Linked DNA regions of Mus musculus: region 1 is linked to region 2. A link is a loop called in an ENCODE intact Hi-C map of the cell type or tissue named here. Cell type or tissue: gastrocnemius. All regions are shown on one strand.

The links. A loop is a pair of places that touch in the nucleus more often than their neighbours do. Peaks named below come from ENCODE experiments on the same cell type or tissue, not always from the same donor. Only the 100,000 strongest peaks of a DNase experiment are listed, where the experiment ranks them.
Region 1: a loop joins it to region 2, with 2.3 times the contacts of the local background. A loop is called at or near these places in 3 of 42 quality-filtered maps.

What each region holds. Positions count from the first base shown.
Region 1 is chr1:64,952,159-64,960,158 of GRCm38, forward strand. Plekhm3 (pleckstrin homology domain containing, family M, member 3) reads right to left here and starts at 4,666. Exons shown (of 8, transcript NM_001039493.1): 1 at 4,537-4,666. Gm51627 (predicted gene, 51627) reads left to right here and starts at 4,421. Exons shown (of 3, transcript NR_165472.1): 1 at 4,421-4,669. In gastrocnemius, no CTCF peak of the experiment used is centred here; a DNase peak (open chromatin) is centred at 4,608; H3K4me3 peaks cover 1,536 bases; H3K27ac peaks cover 1,454 bases.
Region 2 is chr1:65,175,161-65,183,160 of GRCm38, forward strand. Idh1 (isocitrate dehydrogenase 1 (NADP+), soluble) reads right to left here and starts at 3,982. Exons shown (of 9, transcript NM_010497.3): 1 at 3,830-3,982; 2 at 71-208. The coding sequence starts at 192. In gastrocnemius, CTCF peaks have their summits at 3,256 (motif pointing left), 4,173 (motif pointing left) and 4,875 (motif pointing right); DNase peaks (open chromatin) are centred at 1,234, 3,251, 4,081 and 4,893; H3K4me3 peaks cover 4,183 bases; H3K27ac peaks cover 4,971 bases.

The sequences.
Region 1 (8,000 bases), 220 kb before region 2:
TAGGTTGAAATCAGACCTTCTGAAACTAGTTTAATAGTATCAATCTCAGCCTGCTTTGTAAACATGTAAATGCAGGACCTGATTCCAAATCTTTTGAAAGGGCTACATACTGAGATCACCTTGCATCTGCAAATAAATATTCAATACTCATAAGCCTTGGCTGCTTACAGCTAGTGGTGCTGGCCTCTATCTAGCTTGGTTTTTCTGGTCCTAATAACAAGCTCTTCTTTTTCCTTTCTGTCAAATAATTACATATTCCTCAGTCCCTTATTTCTTAGCTGTACACATAAACAAGGGGGAGGGGAAGAGGGTTGTTAACCTAACATCTAAACGCATTCATCTTAAAGAAAACAAGAGCTTTTAGCTAGATGTGGCGGCAACACATGCCTATAATCACAGCACTCCGGAGGCCCAGGTAGGAAGCTCACTAGCTCAGATAAAATGAGAATTCAGGACAGACTGGCTGTAAACAAGTCTACTAGTCCAAAGCTAACCTGGGCTACACAAGTTCCAGGCCTACCTAGGCTCTATCATGAGACCATTTCTTAGACAAAAATTAATTAAAATTATAAAAGGAAAGGAAAAGAGAATAAGAAAAAAGGAATAAGAGTGCTCTTCCAACAGAAGTCTGCACTGATCACACTACTGAGAAACCTTGTGTGGGCAATATTCTGTTTTCTTTTCTTTTTTTTTTAAGATTTATTTATTTATTATATGTAAGTACACTGTAGCTGTCTTCAGACACACCAGATGAGGGCGTCAGATCTCGTTACGGATGGTTGTGAGCCACCATGTGGTTGCTGGGACTTGAACACGACCTTTGGAAGAGCAGTCGGGTACTCTTACCCACTGAGCCATCACACCAGCCCAGTATTCTGTTTTCTACCTCAATGTTTTTAGAAAGTTTCTCTCTGTTTTGTACCTATATTAGTTGTGAATTTATTGTTCTCATTGTTAGTGCAGGGTTTTAGATTCAAAATGCATTCACTATAATGTAGACAACTTTGAAACATTTATTGAACTTCATGGTTATAAAAAAAAAGTACTACACATTGTTCAGGTTTTGAAAATAAAGGCAAAATAAACAATTCTTATTTACCCTCTAACGGGGGTGGGGGGGGGGGAAGCCCTGTATAACAAAGAAGAAAAAGACAAGAAAGAGGAAAAGAAAGCATACCGCAAATACAGTTCTCTATTGTCTTTCCCCCACTTAGCAATGCCTGAAACCTCTCCACTGTTAAAACCCTTCATAAATATCTTTTTGATATTTGCATTATGTCATGTCTTTTGATGGCACCATAATGTGACTGCTCCCCTGTTACTGGGCATCTATAATATTGCCAGTCTGTTCTTTACAAAGGCACACTCAGCATCATGATGAACGTAACTGTTCTCACAAGTTCCTTTGGACTTCTAAAGGAAGAATTGCTAAGTCAAAGGGTAGGAGCACTGCTGAGACATTTTACACACTCAGTCACTGTTTTTCAGAAAGGCTGCACTGTCTGCCTCTCGTGGCATTTGAGAACGTCTGCTCCATGACACACTGCTTGACGTGACAATTAAAGCTCTTTGAGAGCTAGAGTGCTTTGGGAGCTGGAAAAGTCTTGCCTGTTGTTTCCATGTTCGCGCCTTTGATTAACAGAAAGAACTCAAGTTAATATATTAGCTATTTGATTCCAGTTCCCTCCTATGGCTATATGGGAAGTCCCACAGTAATGAGCTTGCAAAGGGTTCATTTTGCCTCACAGTTTCTGAGCTTTCACTTTATGACCAGCTGGTCCCATTGTATTGGGGACTGTGGCAGGGCCACACCAGGGTCCGTGTGCGCAGCAGAGCAAAAGCCCTTCAGTTATGAGGCACCAAGCAAAATGACAGAACAGAAGGACCCAGAGCCCCACAACCCCCTTGGGTTGACCTCTTGACTTCTAGTGCTCATAAGTCCCATCCTTTCAAAATGCCTCTAAAGAGACCGAGGCTTTAACACAGAGGCCTTGAGAATATTCCATAATAATAGTGTGCTTAAGTTTTTTGTCCATTTTCTGCTAGATTCTATTTTACTTTTCTATTATGACACAACAAATTTTTACACTAAGTTGCTTTTTAAAAATACTTCTTATCTCATAGTCACTAAGGTGTTGGCTCAGGTGGGCTGGACTCTTATCTAGAAATTCTGGTAAATAGTCCAAATTCAAAGTCATCTGGATTGTTGACAAAAATCCTGGTTTTGGTAACTTCCTGTTGGTTGTCAGCCAGGGGGCCACTCTTGGTAGTTTTACACCTTCCAAATTCCTCAAGGCTACCTAGAGTCCTCAGCAATGATATCGTCCATCTTCAAATCAGCTACAGTATGTTGAGTCTTCTTGATTTCCCAGTCATAGAAAGCTCTACACTTTTATGGGAACTCTTCAATTAGATCCACCTTGACAACCTCTCCACTCTAATCTCAAGTGTGTCATGTACTATAACATACATAGTCAGGTAGACATGACTTCTGTGATGGTTGTGAGGATTAGAGGAAAACACAAAAACAAAGTTAGCAGAAGGTCGTGATGGAGCTATGCCTGTCCCAGAGTCTTGGGTGTCAAATTAACAATGTGTCTGCAGGTTTTCTGATAAACCTCCAGTGCGTGAATCTACCAAATAAAACACCACAAGCCATCGTACTGTCACAGCACTAAAGGCAAGCGTGAGTGAGGCTGCTGTGTGGCAATAAAGAATTCTGAGCATATAATGTTGTGAACACTGATACCTGAGCCATTTTAATTGTGGCAAAATACTCAAAACATAAAATTTACCATGGTAACCACTAAGCCAAGCATTGTCATGCAGCCCAACCCCCACTGGTCTTTCATCTTGCAGTCCACCCATTCAACAAGAACTTCCCCCTCATGCCGGGCGTGGTGGCACACGCCTTTAATCCCAGCACTTGGGAGGCAGAGGCAGGCGGATTTCTGACTTTGAGGCCAGCCTGGTCTACAAAGTGAGTTCCAGGACAGCCAGGGCTATACAGAGAAACCCTGTCTCGAAAAACCAAAAAAAAAAAACAAAACAAACAAAAACAAACAAACAAACAAACAAAAAAAAGAACTCCCCCCTCCACGCCTTCCCGAACACTTGACAATTATTCATCTGCTTTTCAGTAGTGGAATATTTTAATTTGATATACTCATCAAACACTTATTCTAGGTACTGTTCCAGGGGCTTTAAAAACATCAAGTGGCACATGCCTTTAATTCCAGCAGAGGCAGGTGGATCTCTGTGAATTCAAGACCAGCCTAATCTACATAGCAATTTCCAGGCTAAACAGGGTTACATAGAGAGACTCTCTCAAAAAAAACATACATATTTAATAACTCATTGAATCTTTGATGAGGTGGCTATTATTCCCATTCTACAGATTAGGAAACAGCTAAATTGAGTAAACTTTCCAGGATGACGAAATGAGAAAGTGACCAAACAAGAATTTAAGCTGAAGTAAGCTTTCAGGATCTTGCCAGAACAATAGCATTGTTAAAGTACTTACTATAAAGACAAACACACAAGTTATTGATGTTATTTCTTGGTACATGACATTTACACACTTCGTGTCAATTTAACCTAATACTTGACTCCTAGTGAAGTTAGATTATGTTACCAAGGTAACACATGTATATTGACCTTTTAAAGACCTCATTTTTGCTATGGTATTTCTTTAAGTAAATGAAATAAAAACTACTTGGTGTTTTAAGCAACCACTTATAACGTGTACTATTCTATAATGCTGTATAAGTACAAGTCACAATTTATTATGATTTGTTGAAAATATTTTACAGGAAAAACCCAGAAGTTTCTTTCTAGTTCCATGGATCAAAGAAAAAAAGGGGAGGAACTAAATAACATTTACAATAATATATCTCAATCTTTTTAACCTGTAAAGGCGCCTTGCTTTGCAAACTATACATATAAGCCCAGCCTCTATTTGTCTTCTGAAATCAGAATTTTTTTTCCAGCTTAAGGGCCTGAGGACTCCTTATCTTGTTTTGTTTGTTTTGTTTTTGTTTTCTAGCTTAATAAGCTTTTCATACAAGACCAATCTATCATTAGTCCTGTACTGTCATTTACTATACATTCAAAATGGGCTCAGTCAATAGAAAGAACAAACGTAGCGTTTCTCTGGGGCTAAAAGCTCTACTGGGGTTTGGTTTCTATGATCGCTGGGGAGGGGTTACTAAAAACAACGCAGAAACAGGATCACCTTATTCAACTACTTTCTAATTTGCGTTACTTGATTCACAAAAAATAAACACCAGGTCATGTCTTCCTCCTCACTTAGCCACCCACAAATGAAGTGCTATCCCCAGCGCGAAATACAACAGAAAGCGGTGCGTGGGAAGAACCCCGGCGACCCCGGGGAGCTCCGGGGATGCGTCATCCCGTCCCCCTCCCCGCCCAAGGCCGCCGTGAGGAGGATGCTCACCGCGGCTCTGGTCCCTTCTCCCCTGCGGCCTGCAGCCGACCCCCGGCAGGACCCCGACCCGGGCAGCCCGCCCTCCTCACCGCCAGCGACTGCGCTCCAGCTGCCGACCATCCCGGCCCGGCTCTGTTTACAAGCGGCTTCTCGCGGTCCCACGCCCAAAAGCTTCCCCGCGGCAGCCCGGCAACAGGATCCGATTACACAGAGTTCCAGCCGGTGAGGACCGGTCCCTCCTACGGGAGGAGCAGGCGGTCGGGCGGGGCCTGACCTCCTTATCTTATTGTTTGCTTTACAGCCTTTATCCCAGGCTTGGTCCCTTCCACGTTCTTCCCAAGACCGAGGATGTTTGCAGTTAAAACTGTCACTTGGAACCTACCAGGGCAGGGCCAGCTAGCAGCAGTTGCTAAGAATAAGAGAATTTCTCAGAAATAATGCTTTCCAAACATAGGAATGAACTGCTTGTCATCTTTGGATAGGTGCACGAACTGCTTTTCATCTTTAGTTAGGTTCACGGTTTTAAAGGATGTGGTTGAGGGGAAATGTCTCTAACCTGGCTGTGGATTCCTAGTCTAGCAGCTAGGGCTTAGGGAAGGGCAAGAAGTCACCTCTCCTGAGGTCTGCTGGTAACCAGCCACTTTGCAAAGACGTGCAGTTCCGGTTGGATGAATCTTCCTTTCAGTTTTCAGTCTTAATTTGCCATCACAGCATACTTCTTAGTCGGTTTTTTTTTTTTTTTTTTTTTTCAATTAAGCTTAGTAAGAGAGGGGCGGGGGCGGGGTAGCACACACTTTTAATCCCAGCACTGGCACTGAGGAGGCACAGGCAAGTGAACCTGTGTGAGTTTGAAGCCAACCTGGTCTACACAGAGAGTTCCGGGCCAACCAGAGCTACAGGCTTTGTCTCAAAAGCAAAAGCAAGCCAAGCAGTGGTGTCACAAACCTTTAATCCCAGCACTCAGGAGGCAGAAGCAGGTGGATCTCTGTGAGTCTGAGCCCCTCCACCCTTGTCTACAGAGTGAGTTCCAAAACAAAACAACAACAAAAGCAAACAAAGCACAAACAAACGCGTGTAAGTCAATGACCAGTATCCATATTCTGTTTAAAAATGGAGAGAATTAGGACTCAACAGGATATATAATATTTTTTTTGAAAGTCAAATCTTTAAAAAGTACAGAATCAAATTGTGATTGGTTGAATAGATTTGGCTCCCATAGACTCATGTTTCAATGCTTGGCCATAAGGAATGGCACTATCAGAGGTGTGACCTTATTGGAGTAGGTACATTCTTGTTGGAGGAAGTGACTGCTACTTAAGCCGGCTTTGAGATTGCTGTATACTAAGGTATAGGTATATTAAGCTCTGCCCAGTATGGAATCAGAGCCTCCTCCCAGCTGCCTGAAGTAGACTGTCTCCTTCTGGTTGTCTTGGCATCTAGATGTCGAACTCTTGGGTCTTCCAGCACTTGCCTGTACACTGCAAAGTTCCTGCCATAATAATAATGGACTGAACTTTTGAAGCTGTTAAGCCAGCCCCCAATTAAATGTTTGTCTTTATGAGAGTTGCCTTGGGCCGGGCGTGGTGGCACACACCTTTAATCCCAGTACTTGGGAGACAGAGGCAGGCGGATTTCTGAGTTCGAGGTCAGCATTTCTGAGTTCGAGGTCAGCCTGGTCTACAAAGTGAGTTCCAGGACAGCCAGGGCTATACAGAGAAACCCTGTCTTGAAAAAAACCAAAAAAAAAAAAAAAAAAAAAAAAAAAAAAAGAGTTGCCTTGGTCATGGTATCTCTTCACAGCAATGAAAATTCTGACTAGGACAGAAGTAGAGATATGTTTGTCTAACTAAAACACAAATTCATAACATATAGCTTCCCAAATATTTACTATATAAAATTCCAAATATAGTCCGTAGTCAGGAGACTAAAAGACACTGAAACAAGAAACACAATAAAGTAGTTACGATTTTTACCCTTGTTTAAAAAAAGATGATTCCAGCATCATCTGTACTGGAACTTCATTACTGAAAGCAAATTCAGAGTGTAACAACTTAGATTTAAGAAAACAAACCCAAACATTTATTGTCTTTAAATCTATGTTTGTGAAATGACTGAATTTACTTCTGATCACTAACACAGGAATCCAATAATTCCATCTGAGAAGCTGTTGACTTCTGGGCTAGTCAACATCTGGGAATATTTTGTTCTTTTAAATTCAAAATAGTTACATTCACATCAGCACTCAAAAGGCAGTCAGCTGCTGCCTTTGTCACTATGTTAATAGACTGTGTTTTTAGAGAAGTTTTAGGTTCTCAGAAGAGTCCTCACAGACTTCTTGCCACTGCATATGAACCACCTCCCTACATCCGAGCATCCTGCATCACAATAGGACATTCATTATCATCTATGAACCTCTGCAGGTGAATGGTTAGTTTACAATTTGCATTAGGGTCACTATGTTTACCTACGTTTTATGCTATCATCCAGAAAGGCTTCTCTTTGAGCAATCAGAAACATTTTTTTTTTTTTTTTTTTTTTTTTTTTTTGGTTTTTCAAGACAGTGTTTCTCTGTATAGTCTTGGCTGTCCTGGAACTCACTTTGTAGACCAGGCTGGCCTTGAACTCAGAAATCCACCTGTCTCTGCCTCCCAAGTGCTGGGATTAAAGGCGTGCGCCACCATGCCCCGCAATCAGAAACATTTTAATAGAGAATAGAAATGCCTAGGTTCATCTAATATAACCATTGTCCACAGCTACTTTCTTATTTAAAGACTTGTAGTGGCCTTCCATATACTAGCAGGGAGAGTTCAGACTGCATACCTCTCTACCCACTGCCATTTACTTGGAGATAGATGCTTCGTTTTCCCTTTAGTTGGCACTCATACTCACTTAGGAAGCTTGTGCCTACCTCCAAATCACAATGTAAGTATGTAGGAAATGCTAAGCACATCCTACTCTCTATGGTATCTTCCTCTCGGTCATGGTGGTTGATCCAAGGACGGGCATTTGTGTAAGTTACTTTGCTATGGGCAGATATATGACAAAAAGTAATTTTAGAGGGAAAAGGGTTTGTTTGGTCCTGTAGTTCAAGGGAATACAGTCTAGACTGGCAGGGAAGAATGAGAGAGACAGCCACATTGTATATGCAGTAAGTGAGAGAGAGGACAGTAAATGGGGCTGGGCCAAGAAACCTTAAGACCCACCTCCACTGACCCACTTCCTCAAGCAGGACCCACCTCACATCCTTCCTTCAACTGTGGACTAGGTGTTTAAATACATGAGCCTACGGGGAGGGGGCCATTTCCCATTCAAAACACAATAGTATGTGACCTAAACAGAGCCATTCCCTAAAAATTTCCTATTTGAAACTTTGTAACAAATCGTGCCTATTGGCTCACAGGGCTGGAAGGAAGCAGGTTGGAGGTTTTTGGTGGCGGGATTTCCTATCTCATAGAGAATGTCTCTCTGAGGAAGGAAGAAGGAATGTTGGATGGAGTAGGAGTAGCTCAATGGAGACTTGGGGTTGAAGAGAGTGGGAAGCCAAGAAAAAAGC
Region 2 (8,000 bases):
CAGGTACAATTTGAGATAACAATTGTTTCTGAGTTTGCTAGCTACAGAGAAGAACAATTAATTTATTTACCTATGCAGATCCAGTTCCACATAGGGAAGAATAAGTTTTTCCTTAATCAATTCCCAAATGATTCGTGTCATTTCATCTCCTTGCATCTCCACCACAGAACCTCCTTGGATTTTTCTGGACATTTTTACTTCAATAACCCTAATTTAAAAAAAAAAAAAGAAAGAAAAGGTTTGTACCTTGTCACGTTATAAAGTAGAAACAATGTATCAATGAATTGGTGACTATTAAAAAAGAACAATTTATAATAGCACAGTTATTTAGATCATCACAATTACATTTACCAACACAACTGAGAACTTCTCTGTGCAAGACACAGCTACAATTCTTTTCCTGCTGCTTCTGAATCAGGACTATAAGATGACTCTGTAAGAAATTATTTTACCTCTTGAGAGCCTTACCAAGGCCATCTGGCTAAAGTGTAGGGGAACGTGACCCTGAAACACACCCTTAATAATGCAATCATTATCTCAACCATTACAAGAGCAGATCTGTTATCTTAGAGATGAATAAATATTACTAAAGTGATTTCTCAGATAGAGAAATCAGGAGACAGAAAGGCCCCTTCCTAGTACACAGGCTTATCCCTTGGCTTTTCAGGGGCAAGAGCTGCTGTTTGTATGATGGGACACTACATTGTTCTAGGAAGGCCATCACTTTAAAAAGTATTTGCCAGGCAGTGATGGTGCATGCCAGGCAAGTGGATCTGAGTTTGAGACCAACCTGGTCTACAGAGCAAGTTCCAGGACAGCCAGAGCTACACTAGAAACCCTGTCTCAAAACAAACCAAAAGTATTAATTTATCTGATTCCAATAAAGGTCAAAGATGACTGCTTGGAAAAAGAGAAACTTCAAGGCTTAAAGAATAACATGCTTGTATTCAGGAGGCAAAGGGTCCCTGAACCTCTGAGAGTGTCTATTCCTTATAGGAACGGTTGTGTAACCATTTCCTCTGTAATTGAAGCATTCTATCCTACACTAAGCTCTTTAAACAGGCAGGTAAAGAACTAAAAATATAGTTTCAGGATGTCTCTGAAACTGAACAGAGTTGATAGGCCCCACCCTGACAGAGTAAACAATAAAAGTTGAGACTCTTAGACTGGAGAAGACCCGACCCAGGCCGGCCACCTGGAAAGGACAGTCTCCAACCCTTGAGCTGCCAGCAGGCTGTGTAGTCTGCACCGGGTTCCCAGCTTTTGTGAGTTCTCACCCATGCTGGGGTGAGGTGATGCAGAGCCATTTTTGCTCCTTACCCATATTCGGGTAAAGTAATCCCAACAGTACTTATTGGTTCACCAAGTTGGATTTTGGTGGTGTCTCTACTTTGTCCTGTCATAGGATCCCTGTATGGGCTACGTGTGTTGCATTTCCCTAGGCAACAAGTGCCCTGTTCTGTCACACAAGTGACACTATATTGGGAACTTTCTTTCCAGAAATGCAGTGGCATATAGATCAATGTTATAGCTGAGGAACAGAAAGACTTTAAAGCAATTAGATAACAACCTAAAGCTGTCTTGAAACTAATTTGATCCTTAATTTTTTTTTAAAGGGAAATGATTATTAGACAGTAGGTCTCAGCACCTCACAAGAAGTCAGGAATATTTCCCAACTCTCAAATCCCATTTTTATGTCTGAGATTTGCATTTCTAGCATCCTATTTCTAGTATTGAATTTGTACCCTGAGTCCATCACCAGGGAAGTTTCTGGAAGCCAGTTAAAAGAAATCAACAAGCTGGTGTGGGTGAACCAATACCACCCATGAGATACAACTTAAAGATTAACTTGCAGTAGATCACAGAGTTCATAATTAATTCCATTTTCACCATGGCCATACTTTAGAGAGACAGCTAACTTATCTCAGTTTTGATACTGCACTCTCACGGTCATGTTCCTACACGGCATTACACAACAGTTATGACTAGGCTATTTTTCTGCGATGGCAAATACAGCTAATAAAATATCACAATGCCGGGAATGTCTGAACTTTTTTATTTGCTTTGTTATTTCCTTCTTGGTGTGTATATACTCTGATGTAATCTTTTTATATCTCAGAATTCACCAATGAATGATAAACGTCAGATTTCCTTCCCTTTATCTATTTAGTTTTTTTTTTTTTTTTTTAGCACTTGTTAATTAAAGAAGTGAAGCTGTATTGTAACTACTATCACACTTCTGGATTTGATTTCCATGGCATGTATGGGCTTTAGGTACCCCTAGATTCCCTGACTTCTTGGGTCTCACATTTTCTGATCCCACCCAACCCCAACTTTTAAAGGAAAGTTTGATCCAAGCCTAATAGCTACCAGCTTATTTACATAGTCTGAAGGCAGCCAGTTTCCAATCTGACAGCCTGTGCAATTCCAGAAAACAAACATAATAGACTAGTTAAGCAATAGGAACCCTTTGCCATACTTAATTTTACTTCCATAAATCTCAAGTTTCTATCTTGAGCCGATCTTTTTGTTTTCCAGCCAAGTTCAAGTTGCAAAACATGTGGGGACTCTAAGGAAGTAGTTGCAGTATATTGTCGAAAAATTCCTGCTTCTCTCTTTTCCCAGTGCCTACACTTGCACTAACGCCCAACTAACTATACAATGTGGTCACATTAAAGATATCAGATTAGAGGGCAAAATTGCTAATTCTTATCTTGATGGTGAACGGACTTGCAATTATAACAAGGCCTCTCAATTTTGATGACTTAAACAAGTGTCCTTTCAATTTATCTCCTAAAACAAAGCAAGATCCGGAACAGAAAGTCTTAACATACAAATACCCCTGCCAGGAGGATTTGTATTTAATATCAGCCTTACAGCCCAGTTTATCTGGTTTAAAGTACAGTGCTTGAGTGTATCCAGAGGGGCAAAGGGCAGGAGCCTTCCAAATAAAGGTCACAGGAGTACAAATATTGGTGCGCACACACGCTCACACCACAGGACGGTGAGTCCTAGAGTGAGCGCCCGGCTCTTTGGCTTTTTGCAGGTCTCGGGTTTGCTCGACCTCGGGTGACACTGAGACAGGAGATATCCATGTGGGCGTTGTGCAAGCTCTGCTAATGAAGCTGACTCGGTTCCTCCTTCCAGATCCCCACACCAGCCCCTCCTCTCAGCACTGCCAGGACCTTTTAAATACGAGGTCCACTGAGATGGCTGCATCTGGAATCGAGACCCCAGGGCGCCCCCAAGTGGCTAAGCAAACACTACAGACTGAAGCTGGAGGCTCCGCCTACCTTCATCCCCTCCCTCTCTTGCACTCTCATTAGCTCTTCTCCGACCACAAGGCAGGTCCCACCCCTGAACCTTGAAGGGAGTACACGCCTAAATTCCTGGCTTACACCCTTTCTGCAACCAGCTTTCCTGCCTAGTCCTTTTACACCCAACACTCAAGAGTTCTGTGCGTCCACCTCAAAGCTAAATTCTCCTCCGCGGGTGCCTTGCCACTTGTCACTGCTTGCAACGTCCTCGCCTCCCAAAGCGATCCCAACCTCGGAAGCGCCCTTCTATACAGATAGGCAAGCAGCACTCTGCTACTCCCATTTCCCTTCTCTACGCCCAAACTCTGGAAGCGTCCCTGAGTGCACCAGGGCCTTGCCACTGAGTTCATCTCTGCACAGCCAAGACCTGGGGTTTCTTCCTTTTTTCTCACTCCAGCTTTCAACGGAATAGTTTAATAGTAAGGGGCGGCGGCTGCCGCTCTAAGCCTTGGGGCACCTGTAGGGAGGGGAAGGAGCGCCCGCTTGCAGCCGGAGGCGCCCCAGCTACTCACCGGCTCACACCCGCGCGTACACACAAGCTGTAATAAGCCGGCCCCAGTTAGATCAGCATCTGCCACAACCTTCGCTCGGAAGCCCAGCGGCAGGGTCAAGGCTGTTTAACTCTTCCCGGCTTTGTCTCCTCCCAGGCCCCACCCCCTCAGCCCACCTCCCGAAGCCCCGCCCCCTCCACGACGCCATTCGCCGCCTCCGACTTTGTGGGGTGGGCCGAGGCATAGATTGAGATTAAGTCTGGGATGCAGCGGTCCGCTGTTCCCGGTGGGGGATGGGACTGCCACGCCGCGGAGATTCCTCGGGAACACCCTGCAGTTGAGGAGCGAGGACGCCACCTACTGACAGGCTATCGGAAGCGCCGAGACCGAGTGTTCTGGGCTCCGCAACAATCTAGGAATCCCAGCGTTGAGTATCCAGGTTCTCTGCAAAAGGTACAAAAGAGGGAGCCCTCCCTAGACTGGATCCCTTCCTGGAGTCTCCGGATGCCTCTTAGAGCTGGACTGTGCCCTTTGAAGAATGTGCATTTGAGGTTTCTTAAAGGCGTGTGAGGACTACAGATTCTACCTTAATGCAAAAGCTAAAACAGAGCGCATTTTCCATTTCAAAATCAAGAACAAACAATACCCTACACACAAATACATATATGAGTAAAACCATTCATATTCTCATGCTGAGGCTTTTACAGAGCTTCACCATTCCACCCCAATAATTCCCTCCACTACCAATGATCCGTATTCCCAACTGTTGCTGTTTATAAATAAGCTTCACTCACCATTTGTCATGGAAGACAGTGAGGTTTATTTTCTGGGTTGCGATGAAGCTGCACTAGAGATACACGATATAAATCTTAGAATTCTAAGAATGGGTTAAACGTATTCCAATCTTTCCAGAGATTTTTCTGTCTGTATTCCTTAGTCTTGAAAAGGAGAACATTATGACTTGTAGGACAATAGGTCATCCTTGATTGGTCAAGATTCAACGCTTCATGGACTTTTAAAACAACCAGCATTGTGTTGAAAAGTTATGAATTCACGGCAGTTAGTAAGATTCATTTTGGACGCTAGAGGGCGCTATGTGGAAAAGGACTCATACGTGGTGTCAGCTGTTAATGTTGATTAACTGGGTATTAGCTGTGACCTCCGTTTATTCCTATAAAATGATTAGAGAGTGTGTGAGTTTATACTTTCACCTCTAATCTCACTTTAAATCACTTTAAAAAACGTTACTTACTACCATCAGGCACATATTGTTTATATTACTAAAAGTAAGTATTCATAGCCATTCTTGTTCCAGAAAGCATTTTAGAATAAATTCAAGAAACGAAGAATAAAACACAATAAGAAGTATTGACTATAGGTGATGGCAAAAGTAAGAAGAATGCATAGGAATACAGAGCCATGGTGAATTTAAATATAAGCATCTTCAACCAAGTTCTAAATATGTGCTAAGCATGGATTGACTATCTGAGACACTGAGATAGGACATATGGCACTTATGTGCATGTCTCCATCTGGAATCCCGTTTTCAAGGGCTGATATGTCAAGTGCACGAGCTGATAGATCACTGAAAGAGAATATTTGTAGATGCTTGGTATTGAATTAAATTATTACAAAATAAGCCAGGTGTAGTGGTGCATGTTTGTATTCCCTACACTTGGGAGGCAGAAGCAGGAGGATTGCCACAAGATCCAGGCTAGCCTTGTCTACATAACGAGCTCCGGTCTGGTCAAACCCCATTTCAAAATCAAGAACAAACAATAGCCTATACTCAAATAAATATATAGGTAAAACCATTCATATTCTCACGCAGAAGGTCTCGTAGAATCGTAAAATAATAAACTTATAGACTAAATGACTGGAAAAATTACAAAACATTAAAAAAATCATTATTGATGTCTAATATGTGAGTGTGGAAATGTGCATGCCATGGCAAGGATGTGGAAGCCCAAGGACAGTCTTGAGATTTGTAGGCTTTGGAGACCAAACAGGTCAGAAGGTCACAAGGCAAGTGCTTTGATCCTCCTGAGCCACCTCTCTAGCCTCACAAAGCAGTACATCACCACTATTAGTAACAATGAGACTTAACAACTGGTGTTTGGTTGAAGATTACATTTCTCTTAAAAATGTGAATATGACATTCACTGCTCATATTCATGTCGCTCACTGCATTTGCATGCTTATGATTTGCTATCTTTTTTTTTCATTTACTCAATAAAAGTGTCTAAATATTTAAATAAGGTCTAGTAGGAACACTACTGTAAACATCAATGGGAGCCTGGGTCAGAAAATGTCTGTTAGCATCTGCTTGCCTATGAGACACTCAGCCAGATGATGGAATTCCCATGAGATTCCAATGCTACTTTATGTTCGTTTTGATGATCTGGAAAGGTAAAAACACACAAAAAAGAAAACGAGGGCAGAGGTTCAGTAGGTCAAGGTATTTTCCTCCAAAGCAGATATTCTAAATTCAATCCCCAGTACCCATAAGGTAAGAGAGAACTGACTCCTGCAAGTTGTCCTCTGCCCTCCACACATGTGGTGTGGATTGCATACGTATATAGGTGCATGCACAGACACACACAAAATAAGTGCAAATAAAGACAATGAAGGGAAGTGAAATGACGTCATCATTACTTACCAGTTACGATTACCAGCAGGAGAACAGCAAAGATAACGGTTGCACTTGGTTTTTGAGTGACAGACACTCTTCTACAGGAAGGGATAGGATCATGAGTTGGATGACCAAGATAATGAGTTTAGCTCTAGGACTGTTTAAGGTGAATGCTTGTGGGACAGGAAAATGGGGTTGTCCAGGAGGCGCTAGCCACATACATCTGAGCTCAGAAGAAATGATGGGGCTGGGGACCAAAACATGGGTTTCTTTAGTGTGTGTTTAGTGATAGCACTGAAGATGGTGATGAGATCGTCCAGAAGTACTGAAGAATAGCCTACTAGCAGAACCCTGGAGGCATGTTTGAATCTTTAAGGGTCAGGTGGAAGATTAGAGCCTCCTACCCCCAAAGAGAATGCAGAACTAGGGTAGGAGAATTACAGAGTCTGCTGTGATGGAAGCCCAGAAAGTTTTCAAGTACAGAAGAAGTACTGTAGAACGGTAAGAAAAAGACAGAGCCTGGAAAGAAGAGTGGGAAGAGCTCATGGATGCACTTTCAGTAGGATGAGCCTACGGTCACTCTGATCAGGAGCCCTGCTGAAGGGGACTGACATGGCTTTAGAAGGGGGACAACACTGTGAAGAAAGCACTTTTTAATAAAGATTGTCTCATGTGGTCCAGGTTAACCTTGAACTTGTTATGTAGCAGAGGCTGGCCTAGAACTTCTGGTGTTCTTGCCGCCACATGCCAAGTGTTGGGTACAGGCCTGGATTATACTTAGCTATAGAACAAATGCCGATGATTGCTAGTTTCTGTCATCTGGCATACTTGCAGGCCATTTAACTTGAGCAGAGTGGGTCAGATCCTGTTACTTTGGAATCATTTGCTTTGGTTGTTTCTTCTTTTATTTCCTCATCGCATCAATAATAATGAAAAATCCATCTTTATCTTGCTTGGTAAAAATGCTCTTTATCAATTCTGAATGCTAGATTAGTGGAACTAGTGGAACTGGAGTATAAACATTTTCAAAGTGCTTGTTAGAGCCACCAAATCATTTTGCTGAAACATATATCTACTTATACTTTCACATGCAGTGCGAAAGAGTGATAATTTCATTAGAGTCTAGCTAGAAATTAGTCTTACAGTAAACAAACAAACAAAAACAATCTACCACCACTACTACCATTGTCACCACCACCACCATCACCACACCAAAAAAACCAACCAAAAACAGCGTTTGCATTATATACCAAATGAAACCATAATTTCTTAGACAGTCAATTGATTAGCGGCACTGGACAGGAAATGTTGGAAGTTAGTCCACTAGGCCAGACAGTAAATATGTGCTTTCAATATGTCAGGATTGTACCCCACAGGTCTGCTGTAATGAGTTATTTGTGAAAACGGAAAGCCTCTGTGTCTCATCAGGCGAAGGTGCTCACTCTTGCCTTGTCTCAACACACTATAAGACAAAGAAAGGCATAGACACTATCCAGATGGGAGAGGAAGAAGTTAAGAGGCCCTGCCTGTAGGTGATATGATCTCAGATCAGAAAAATCC